2 separate regions of the Homo sapiens genome follow, and region 2 is linked to region 1. The links are chromatin contacts, found by Hi-C or POLR2A ChIA-PET in ENCODE. All regions are on one chromosome and are shown on one strand. Each heading gives the region's core, a stretch centred on a gene start or an enhancer-like site at or near the end of the contact. The rest is flanking DNA. Distances are from core to core; before and after follow the strand shown.

The links. A loop is a pair of places that touch in the nucleus more often than their neighbours do. ChIA-PET counts read pairs that join two places held with the same protein, here RNA polymerase II (POLR2A).
Region 2: a loop to region 1 is called in a map with no recorded cell type, with 2.0 times the contacts of the local background. The contact joins two enhancer-like sites. A Hi-C loop is called at or near these places in 1 of 37 single-sample maps with no recorded cell type. POLR2A ChIA-PET finds 5 or more read pairs at or near these places in 2 of 52 experiments (PC-9 and Panc1).

The regions. Positions count from the first base shown.
Region 1 is chr11:122,333,697-122,339,175 of GRCh38, reverse strand. All of the region lies in intron 1 of MIR100HG (mir-100-let-7a-2-mir-125b-1 cluster host gene), which reads left to right. Among named protein-coding and RNA genes, the nearest start is that of MIR100HG, 86 kb to the left of the region's middle. Within about 2 kb of position 4,035, at least 4 of the 41 ENCODE cell types and tissues checked have a DNase peak (open chromatin) inside an H3K27ac peak, as active enhancers do.
Region 2 is chr11:122,489,918-122,495,208 of GRCh38, reverse strand. No RefSeq gene overlaps it. Among named protein-coding and RNA genes, the nearest start is that of TRK-TTT2-1, 67 kb to the left of the region's middle. Within about 2 kb of position 3,523, at least 2 of the 41 ENCODE cell types and tissues checked have a DNase peak (open chromatin) inside an H3K27ac peak, as active enhancers do.

The DNA.
Region 1 (5,479 bases), core at 2,786-5,285:
AAAGTGATCGGATTAAATTTAGTAAATCTCTCTAGAAGTGGAACATCAAAAATATGTTCTATCTTTTAGAAAATAAGGTATTCTTTATATTTCTTGGAGATATTTATTTAAATCTGTTGAATATCAATATCGGGCTTGGGGCTAAGGGCAGTTTAGTGTCAAGAGCCTGGGGCCTGGAGTCACATTCAACTCTGCCACTAGGTTTGTGACATCAGGCCAATAACTTCATTGTGCTGTTTCCTTATTTGTATTGGTTAAAAGAGAACACTACCTCCTCCCTAGAGGATTCATGAGATAACACATGGGATTTATGGGATATTGTGATGATTCATGGGATAACATATGGAATTGCTTGTCTGAGTGCCTGTTGATCAATATATTATCATTAGCCTAATTATCGTTAGTCCAATTTCTGCCTATTCTTATATATCAGCTTAGTTGGTACATTTTCTAGAAAGATTATTAATATATAATAATAATTATTACTATTATAACCATCGTAGGGTGAACATATGCATAGAAGTTCAGTGTCTTTGTTATGTTTTTCTGTAATCTTGACGTTTACAAGACCTGACTCCCCTCTGTTCTCTAGAAGCTTCTTCCCTACTTTTTTTCTCTAAGCACTTCTCGCTATCAGATTTACTATATTTCCCTTCTTTGTTTACTGTTTGTCCCTCCGATGCTAGAATGTATAGTACAAGAGAGCAGGTGTGTGTGGGGGGGGTAGCGAGTGGGAGATGCTTTGTTCATACTACTAATACTAATAAGCATCAGCATCTAGAACACTGTCTGGCATGTGGTAGTTATGCAAACCTCTATTAAGTCAATGAACAATCTTCAAACATCGTCAAAATTTCATTAATATAAATTATGATGATACTTGTAAAAGAAAGGGTACTCGTTTGGCTGAGGGCAAAAGCTCTTCCCCATGGAAGTGGGTGCTTGAAAGGCCAAGGGAATGAACATGTGGTTTTCATGACTCTTTAAAGTATTGGTTGCTAAGAATTCTATAATAAATTAGTACCAGTCTTTTTGTCACCAGTGAATGGAATGCTCACTGTGATCTAGGGAGGGACTTAAATAGGAAACCTCTGACATGCCTTCAGAATACTAACCTTTCTTTCTACTTAGAGATAAGGGTATTTTGACAGAACCAGGAAACATGAATATCTTAGTTGGCATTCACAGATGTCAAGTGTTTTTCTTGTGCAGTCTCTGATCTGCTGACCCATCAGGGGTCATGAAAGTTGACTGTTTTGTATCCAAATACCATATGAGTTAAAAACAATCTGTCTTGATGGACAGAAGAATTTTGAGATAAATTTGGCTCAACAAATATTCACATCGCACATACTCCATGTGAGGATTCTGCAAGGCTTGGCAGGGGACGCCAAGATAAGTCCCTGTGCCTGCGCTTTAGGAGACAACAGTCAAGTTGTTGGGAGTGGCGGGAGTGAAACCAATATCAACAGCCAGGGCTGAAAACAGTCAAGAAACTTGTTTTCTTGTCTCTGTGTTTTATGGATATTTGAAATTCTTCTGATTATATTAATGGAAAACCTTCGGAAAATGACTTTCTCTTTATAAAAAGCCTTAAGTGAGAATCGTTGTCTGTCTATCACAGGTAAAGATGAATATTTTTGCATTCCTTGGGCTAACGAATGTCTGTATGAAAGGGAAGTACCAAGTATTTACAAATACTTCCTCTGTGGCAGATAACGGGCGAGGCACTATCTCATCCCTTATCTCATGTAGCCATTCAGTTTCATGATGAATTAGGAATAATTATGCCCACTTCATGAGTAAAGAAGCTGAAGCATAGAGAGATTAGGTAACTTACCCAAAGCCACATAGTTAACAAATTCAGTTAAGTAAATAGCAATTAGATTCTAAAATCATTTTTGTGACTTAAATCCCATACTGTGTTTTCCTCCCTTTTTTTCTTATTTACGTCATAATTCATTAGATGTTGAGGCTCTCCTCTCTGAGAGATAACAATAATATTATGGTATTAATTTTCAAGTGAGAATATCACCATATACTACTATATACACAGGATACTTTGACTTCAAGGTCTCATTTGAATTAGTCATATAACCTGAGCTGGGTTATGAAGAAGTTTTTTAGTAAACTACAAGTTGGTTATGAAATAGCAAAGAAACAGATACTAAGCAGCACGGACTGCTATTCCATCGCTGTTTAGTTCCATGATCATTAGGCTCCAAAAGGCAGAGACTGCTACAGAAATGAACGAGATGAGAAGCAAGTGCATCATCACCATCGTCATCCATCGTCATTGTTTGGTTTGCTGTTCTGTTTGTGCTCACAGCAGCACTGAAGATAAATATATTCCTTTGGTCAACATATATTTCAGATTGTAGCCTGAAAGATGTGTGTTGTGCAAAAAAATCTTGTTCATTTGAATTCATTTGTGGATGGATCAGTTTAAACTTATAAAGAAATTTGAACTAAAGAGGAGATCTAAAAGAAAAACACACGGTATTTACATGAAAGTTATAACAGAGACCTAAAAGCTGGAGGGCTCAAGAAAGCCTCTGGTCCTTTGGTGACGTGTTATTAAAATAACTGTCCTTTTATAGAGAAGCCACGGAGACCCAGGGAGATCAGGTGGTTTTCCCCAAGCTCCCACAGCTAGAAAACGGCCTGGAAAATGCAGAAATCAGGTCTTTCCAGGGAAAAACTGACTGCTCCCTTCTGTGCTGTGTCAGAATTAACAAAGTGTTGCCATTTAGAATTTTCATGTAACTTTTCATGTATGTATAAAAATTATAATATTATATTTATTTGTATGTAAGTTGATGTTTGTAAAGTGCTAAAACTATTTTTCTGTCTTTTCCTGTTGGCACTGAGTTTTTAAAGAGACCTGGCAGTAACTTACAAAAGTAAGTTTAGCTGTCTGGTTTGAATTATCCTGAATTCTGAAATAGTGTGACTCAAATTAATGAGATTTTGTGTTGATTCTTTTCAAAGAGAGATTAGTATCACCATGAAGGAGATATTCTGTTGGATATTATACTAAATTTAAGAAAGCTTTCAAATAATGCTTTGACAATCAATTTCCCATGCCTTTATTCTGTTTCTTAAAACATTTTTCTCTTCTTTATTACTTACATATCCCATGACCTTCTAAAGAACATTCTCTTAGTATTTTCTTACAGAATTGGGGATTCATTTATAGCAAACATCTTTTCATTTTTATTTTATTTTATTTTATTTTATTTTATTTTATTTTATTTTATTTTATTTATCTTTTAAAGCCATTCTGTTTGGGTACCTGCTTGCCCTGTTCTGTTTGATATCAAGAAAAAAGATTTAATAGCCATAAATGGAACTTTGTAACAAGGCTGGTTCTGTGGGGTTGAACAATCCCAGTTGTGTGAACTTTTCCAAGCTATGCTTATCTAAGAAAAGATACACACTGTGCCTAAGAGTAGAGCAAAGAAAGTGAATTTCTCTTACCTTCACTCTGCAAAAGACTGTTACAATTAGACCAATACTCATCTCTTGGGCAACACTTAGACACTATTTTTGCAAATGCTGGTGCTGACCCGGATCATTTCTTAAAGACCATACCAGCTCTAGAATTCTGTTTCTATGATTTTTTTGCTCCTTGGTTTCAAAGATTCCACCACTTCAGCTGGCAAAGTTGTTTGCACTTTGAACCATCTGTTGTAGGGATGTCATTTTTGGGATTTGGACTGATGGAGACCCTGTGCCAATGAAAGCACACAAAATTACCATCATTTTGAATGTAAGGAGTGCCTAAAACTCTCAGGTATTCCTACCTGAGTTGGTGGTCAAATTGTGGCTCAAGAAAATCTGATTAACTTTCCCTGGACCCTTCTAAGGCAGATGTCAGTATACAGTCTGGGTCCCTCGGTCTCTGTGAACACACACTTTCTCCTGATACGGAGTACAGTGATGAAAAGCAGTCCTCTGGAGGTGATCATTTTCTCCGTCTGTGTTTTCCTTGGCATGGGAATGGAACATGGAGGTCCCTGGGCCCTCAGAAGATGGGCCCTCTGCACGTACTGCTCGGCTCCCAGGCCTGCGTTTATGGAAAAAAGTTCCTAAAGAAACAAATTGAAATTGAGCAAGATCAAGTACTCACTTGCGGGTTTCTGCAAAAGTTGCTTTTTTAAAAATTTCCTCTATCACTAGCTTGTGGAAATGTTTTAGGGCTGCCTCATCTGGAGAGATATGTGCATTAAGTATAAACAGTTTTATAATTTATATCTTTTTCTGTTCTCCTGGGGCTTCAACACACAGGCAGTCTTATTTGCGTTCTCTCCCTGTTTTTTTTTTTTTTTTTTTTTTTGCCTGTTTCAGGCTGTCTCGGGGAATACAATTCTCCTTCTCTTCAGCTTTGCAGCCTGTGTCTTTTGTAAGTTAATGGTATTTGATTGTGGTCAGAGTGTGAGGAAACTGCCCTGCTTCACAAGGAAGGTTTTTCTGTACACCCACTAGCCTCTTCCACCGCGTTTCAAATTCTGGAACTGACAGCTAGAAGCAGTGGTAGGAGGTTGAAGGATTCAATGGCAAAACCTTAATCAAGGACCAAGTACCATCCTCTTTGCTTTCTTCTCTGGGAGTTTTAATGAGCTTGATGGTTTGTCATAAACATTGGCCCAAGTGTGGGGACAGATTCCCCCACTGTTAAAATTGTTCTTCTAGAGAAAGTTAGCTTCCTTTAGATGCAATGCTATTTTTTTTCAGACTACAGAGAGTACTTAACCATTCTTAAACTTCATAACTTATAAGTGGAAACCTGTTACTCTGAATATTTTTAAAGCATGTAGAGATATTTGCAGGAAGAATTTATGTCTTAGGAGAGTCTAGATAATTAAATGTTTTGATAAGAACTGTTCCCCTTTGCCTCTTTGTCTCCAAATCAGCAAAGAGCCAAATATCAAGCCCTCCTCTGCTGTTGCCCCTAACAAGTCTCTTACTAAGTCTGACCAGGAAAATCGACCCAATGTCATTCAGTGTAGACTTCAGGGGCAGAAGGAAAGAGGCCGATGCAGTCAGTGCACTGGCCCTTCTGCCTCCAGGTTCCTGCTATGTTCTGGAGGAAGTATGCTATAGTACAATCCTGAATTTCATGCATTAATTCACTCACGCCAAATGTCTAGGTGCCCACACATAGTGTGTTGGGTGCTGAGCTAAGTCTTAATGTTCAGGAGCCAGTAGTTTAGCTGTTCAAGATAAACAAGTATGTAAATAAATGGATTGAAGTGTTGTGCATATTGTAATAGATATATGTAGAGACAATGGGGAGAAATAAAGGATCTCCGGCTGGATGAGGGTTACTGGAGACAGGAGGGTACTTAGCATTTCCTCTGGTTGGTCCCACCAAGGAATTAGGATAAACATGGAATGTCTGCACTTTTCCAGACATTCCTTTCCTACTTCTTAGTAACTGTCATGAAAAGTCCCACCTGACTGACTTCTCCGTGCT
Region 2 (5,291 bases), core at 2,274-4,773, 160 kb before region 1:
AACATTCAGCCCTGGCTGTGCTTTGGGTAATCATACATTTGGCACTTACCATAAATGGCCTAACAGAGTTAGGGTGCATTTTTCTTGATTTCCCATCTAGATTATAACCTCAAAAGCAAGGACACAGTCTTACCCATTTGTGGCTCCTCATTGCTTACCAGTCTGTATTCCCATATTATCTTGTTCAAACCATCAGTAAGATATTGATTATATGATTTAATAGTAATTTATATTTCTGTCTTTGCAGGTAAACTATGAGTTTCTTGATTTAAAATACTATCTTTGTTTCTCTAGTGGCCAGCCCAGTACCTGGCATATAGTAGACACTCAGTAAATGCTTGGTGAAAGAATGAATGCAGTCAGATTTGACTATGCCAGGGAGAGCTGACTCTGTAAGACGTTGATAAATTGAACTGCTTTATGATCAGTCTAAAGTGTAGACGGTGATTGCCTCTGAAAATGGGATGCATCTTTTCTTTGTTTCTTGGCATTTTTCCTATTAGGAGTGGAACCTGAGTAGATTAAATAGGACTCAGTCTTGAATCTACAAGTGACACCAAGCCTGAAATGATGCTGAGGTTGGAAGCGATTTAGTTCACTTGAATTTTATTTGGGAGATAATGTTTTCCTTCTGGGAAAAGAAATGCTAATGAAAAAATCGCCTCTGACTACAACTCTGAAGTAATATGAATCTGGCCAGAAATATGATCTTATGAAAACTCTCCAAGCAAAGCATCTTATACCCATGTCTACAGCTTTGGATTGACATTCTAATGTTTGCCTTTCTCTGGTTTCCAGAGATCAGGGTGGAGAAAGGCGCCAGGGTAACAAGCCAAATAGGTCTATTATGGGATGTCATGCTCACTGGGCATGAGTGCTGTCTCCTAAGACATTTATAGCATTTATTACTCAGCCCAACTTTAATAACACATGGACAAGCCTGGGGCAATTTGTAAAGGATCTGAGAGTTTTTTTGTTATGAATGTCTGTATTATAAAATTAGTGAGTCTCAGAATTGGACTGGGTTAAAAAGATGATCTCATCAAAGGGGTCTCAGATTTACTAGGGAAGAGCTGTTTTCAATATCCCTGACATCCCAAATGGTCATGGGTACTATAGGGACATTTATAACGATACATTGGTAGATGGTGACTGTTAAGTTGTTAGTTAAGACATGGGCAAAAATGGCAAATACTGACTCTACCTTTTCCCTTGGGGCCATAGAGAGGAAGGACAGAGCACAAATGTCAGCTATCCTAATCTTCCTGGTATAAACCATGGTGAGGAGAACGTGACGGGAACCAATGATACAAGTCAACCAAGAAAGATTCCAAAATCTTGTAGATAATGCCTCTCAAACTTTATTGTTCATCAAATTACCTGGAAACCCTGGTAAAATTCAAATTCTAATTTAGGAGATCTGGGTGGGGCCTGAGATTCTGTATTTCTAATAAACTTCCAGGTGATGCTGATGCTGCTGATACATGGACCATATTTTGAGCAGCAAAACTCTACAGTCTACCGTATCAATGGGTCTGTTGGGAATTAAGCCCCTTGTTAACCATCCCAAATGAAGAAGAAACAGACTCTTGGCTGATAATGTTGAAAAGTTTACCAAGTTATAGATGATCAGAATTGAAAAAGGTTTTAAAGGTCACTCAGTTAATTGGTTTCTAAGTTATTTTTGTTTTTATTGTTTTTTTAAAAAAATAATTTCTTTTTAAGATTAAGATTACATGCAGAACATCAATATATAAAACAGATCAAAGCTCTGATTAAATCTGGAGCAGATTGCTTGGAGCCAACTCATCCTCCCATTACTCCACTCAAAGACTCCTAAGTCATTTCCTTAGAACCCTAGGACTCTGAGTAATACTGTTTTAAAACTACTATCCTTATTCAATGCATTAGGAAATTTATTATTTAAATTTATTATATTTATGGAATCCAAATCCAAATATCCTGATTGCTAGTCTGATGTTTCTTCCAGTATGCCAAGGCCTTATAATTTATTTGTTATCTTAGTTTGGAAACTAATTGTCAATGATGCAGGCAACTTCTGGCCATCTGGGCTCGAATCAATCTCTGTCACAAAACCTGTGGTTTGCTACATCCTTTGTACCAGAGCTAACTAAGTGGACTTGGGAAAATCATTAAATATTTCTGGACCTCACATTTCTGATGTACATAATGGAGAAATCTATAACATTTTTTTTTTAGATGAAATCTCGCTCTGTTGCCCAGGCTGCACTGGTGCGACCTCGGCTCACTGCAACCTCTACCTCCCGAATGGAAGCAATTCTCCTGCCTCAGCCTCCTGAGTAGCTGAGACCACAGGCGTGCAGCATCACATCCAGCTAATTTTTTGTGTTTTTAGTAGACGGGGTTTCACCATGTTGGTCAGGCTGGTCTTAAACTCTTTACCTTAAACGATCCACCCACCTCTACCTCTCAAAGTGCTGGGATTACAGGTGTGAGCCACCACACCCGACCAAGAAATTTATAACCCTTTAAAAAAATATCACCTCAGAGAAGCTCAATAAACATTCACTGAATATAACTTAAATGAGGGCAGAGACTCATCATAATCCCTATGAATGCCTTCCATGGTGCCTTTCATGAGCAAATACTCAACAAATATTTCTAAAATAAAGAATGATGATGGTAATATCACAGGCAGAAAATCATTAAAAAACTCGTAGGTGTTATTAAAATGTAAGGGCGCATTAGGATTATCATCATATTCAAAAAAGCTGTAAATTATCTATAGTGCTCTGCTGAGCGTTGACAAAAGAGAATCATGTTGTCTCTGTCTCCGGCATCTGGTTGCTTGCAACCTGTGACAAATAACCATGATGGGGATATATAGGGCTTAGTAAGAGTTGAACACAAAGCTAGTCCTTTAAAAAGATATTAGAAAGGAAGATTTTAATGTAATATGCAGATATGGGAAATGCATTTCAGATTGAGGAACAAAGGAACGTATCTTTTGGGTGAAGAGTAAAGACAGCAGTCTCAATTTTTTTCAAACTAAGTAAGGCAAGCATGTTTTGTTAGTTTTCTTCTGAGAAAGTGGAGAAGGTATCATGAAAGAAATGGAATCCCCAGAAATTTGCTATTTTCAACTCTTCTGATTACAGGTTAAAATGTTTGTTTGAGTGGAAGTTAAACTATTAGCTGGCTCACTTTTGGTCAAAGGCCAAGGATAGAAAACAATTGTACTTTATGTAAGAAGTGCACAGACAACAAGTGCAAACTTTCCTCCTCACCCATGTCTTGTTCGTTTCAGTGAGAAGCGAGGCAGTGGGAACGTAATGCATAGGTGAATTGGTTGAGGCTGGACTATGAAATGAAGACTCTGTAGCAAGCATGCACACTTTAAACAACGGCACCAGGATCCATTTATCTTCTTTTCTTACTTGCAAAGCCTTGGCTGAGAATATCCGCTGGTTCTGTTGGAGAGAGGAGACTTCCTGAGACATGATGTAATTTCTGCAAAGGGGAAACACATGTTGAGTCTTGCAGTACAAAACAATGTTGAGGTGCTGCTAGCTGGCCCTGTCAGTCACATGACAGGATACAGTGTATAGTTAGGCAGCACTATCCAGGAGCCTGCAGAGCATGGAGTTTGTGGGTAGGGAATGGAAGAAAAAGTCTCTGAAGCTTTTGAAATGCAGAGACTCCATTAAGTTTATAAGAGTTTGGAAGAAATGCTTTTCTGTTTTCAGTTATAACAATCTTCCTACTCAGAATACAGCATATCACACATGTGCTCCTTTTTACCCAAGAAACAGAAGGTACTTATGGTGTTTGTGTCAAGAATAAGTTTCAGCAAATTCACATTTTAAATTCAGCAAGATGAGTGAAAATTTTATCAACAGTATCATTCTCAGTGAATTTCTCATAATTTCAGATAGCTATCATGGTGTAGTGGGCTATACATTGGTAAATGGCTTCATAGAGACCTTAGGTTTTTCACCTTCCCTCAACACTTAAAAACTGGATACGGATTAATAAGTGTCAAGAGGTGAGGTTTGGTTTGACTAGGAACCAGGAGTTTGGCTAAGATGATATCTATTTCTCTATCTATCATCTATTTATTATTAATTAGCTGCATAGTCCCTTACTAGGTGCCATGATAATTACGAAAGCAAAAGTAAGTCAGTTCTCTTCTTTAAAGAGTTATTCTAGAAGGCGAGACAATAGAAATATAATCATAAGAAAAGGCATAAAACCTTGTTACTCAAAAGTGGGGTCTGCTCAGACCAGCAGCATTGACAGCATTTAGGAGCTCATGACAATCCAGCTCTCAGGCGTCCCTCCAGATGATTCTTATGCACGTGAAAGTTTGAGAAATACTGGTATAAATGTTTATATGGGAAACATAGAAGAGGAAGAAATTGCTTCTGGAAAGATGACAATGAAAGATTCTAACAGACGTGTGCATTGAGCTAGGCCTTGAAAATGGTTAGCTAAAGTATGTGCAAAGGCGTAGAAGTGATAAAACAGTGGACCAGAGAACAGGGAGTAATCCAATAGGCAAATGTATGTGGGAGAAGAGGGAGATGAACCTGAAAGATCCTTTAGGGCAGATTACCATACTAGAAGTCTGGGATTTTGTAGTATAGATATGAAAGTGTGATTACTTCATGTTTAAATAGAATAATAGAAATAATAATAGATAAGAATAGGAACAGTAATACTAACAATAACAGTATACTAACAATACTATTGTTAGTAACAATATTATTACTAACGATACTATTGTCAGTAACAATATTATTACTAACAGTATTATTGTTAATACTAACAATAATAGTATAACAAATTTCATATTCAGAGTTTTTAAAGTAAGAGGTATTATTTTATTCAGTCCTTATAGAAATTATGTGTATTAAGAATTATTACTACACTCATTGAGAGGCAGATTAGCAGAGAGGTAAAGAAAGACTTTTAATTTAGTACTTTGAAATTCCATTGTCTTCTGACTTGCAATATTTCTGATAAGAAGTCCAGACAAGTTATGTTTTCCCCGTTTAGATAATGTAATGCATTTTATTTCTGTATATGCTTCTAAACTTTTCTATTTATCATTGGTTTTTGGCATTTGATTATGGTGTGAACTGGCGTTTCTTAAAAATCAAATTTGGAAAAATTTTAGCCACTATTTTTTCAAATACAATTTCTGTTCTTCTCCCCTTCTACAACTCAAATTACACATTTACTAGCTTGCTAGAAGTTGTTTCACAGGTCACCAAGATTCATTCAATTTATTTCAGTTTTTTTTCTGT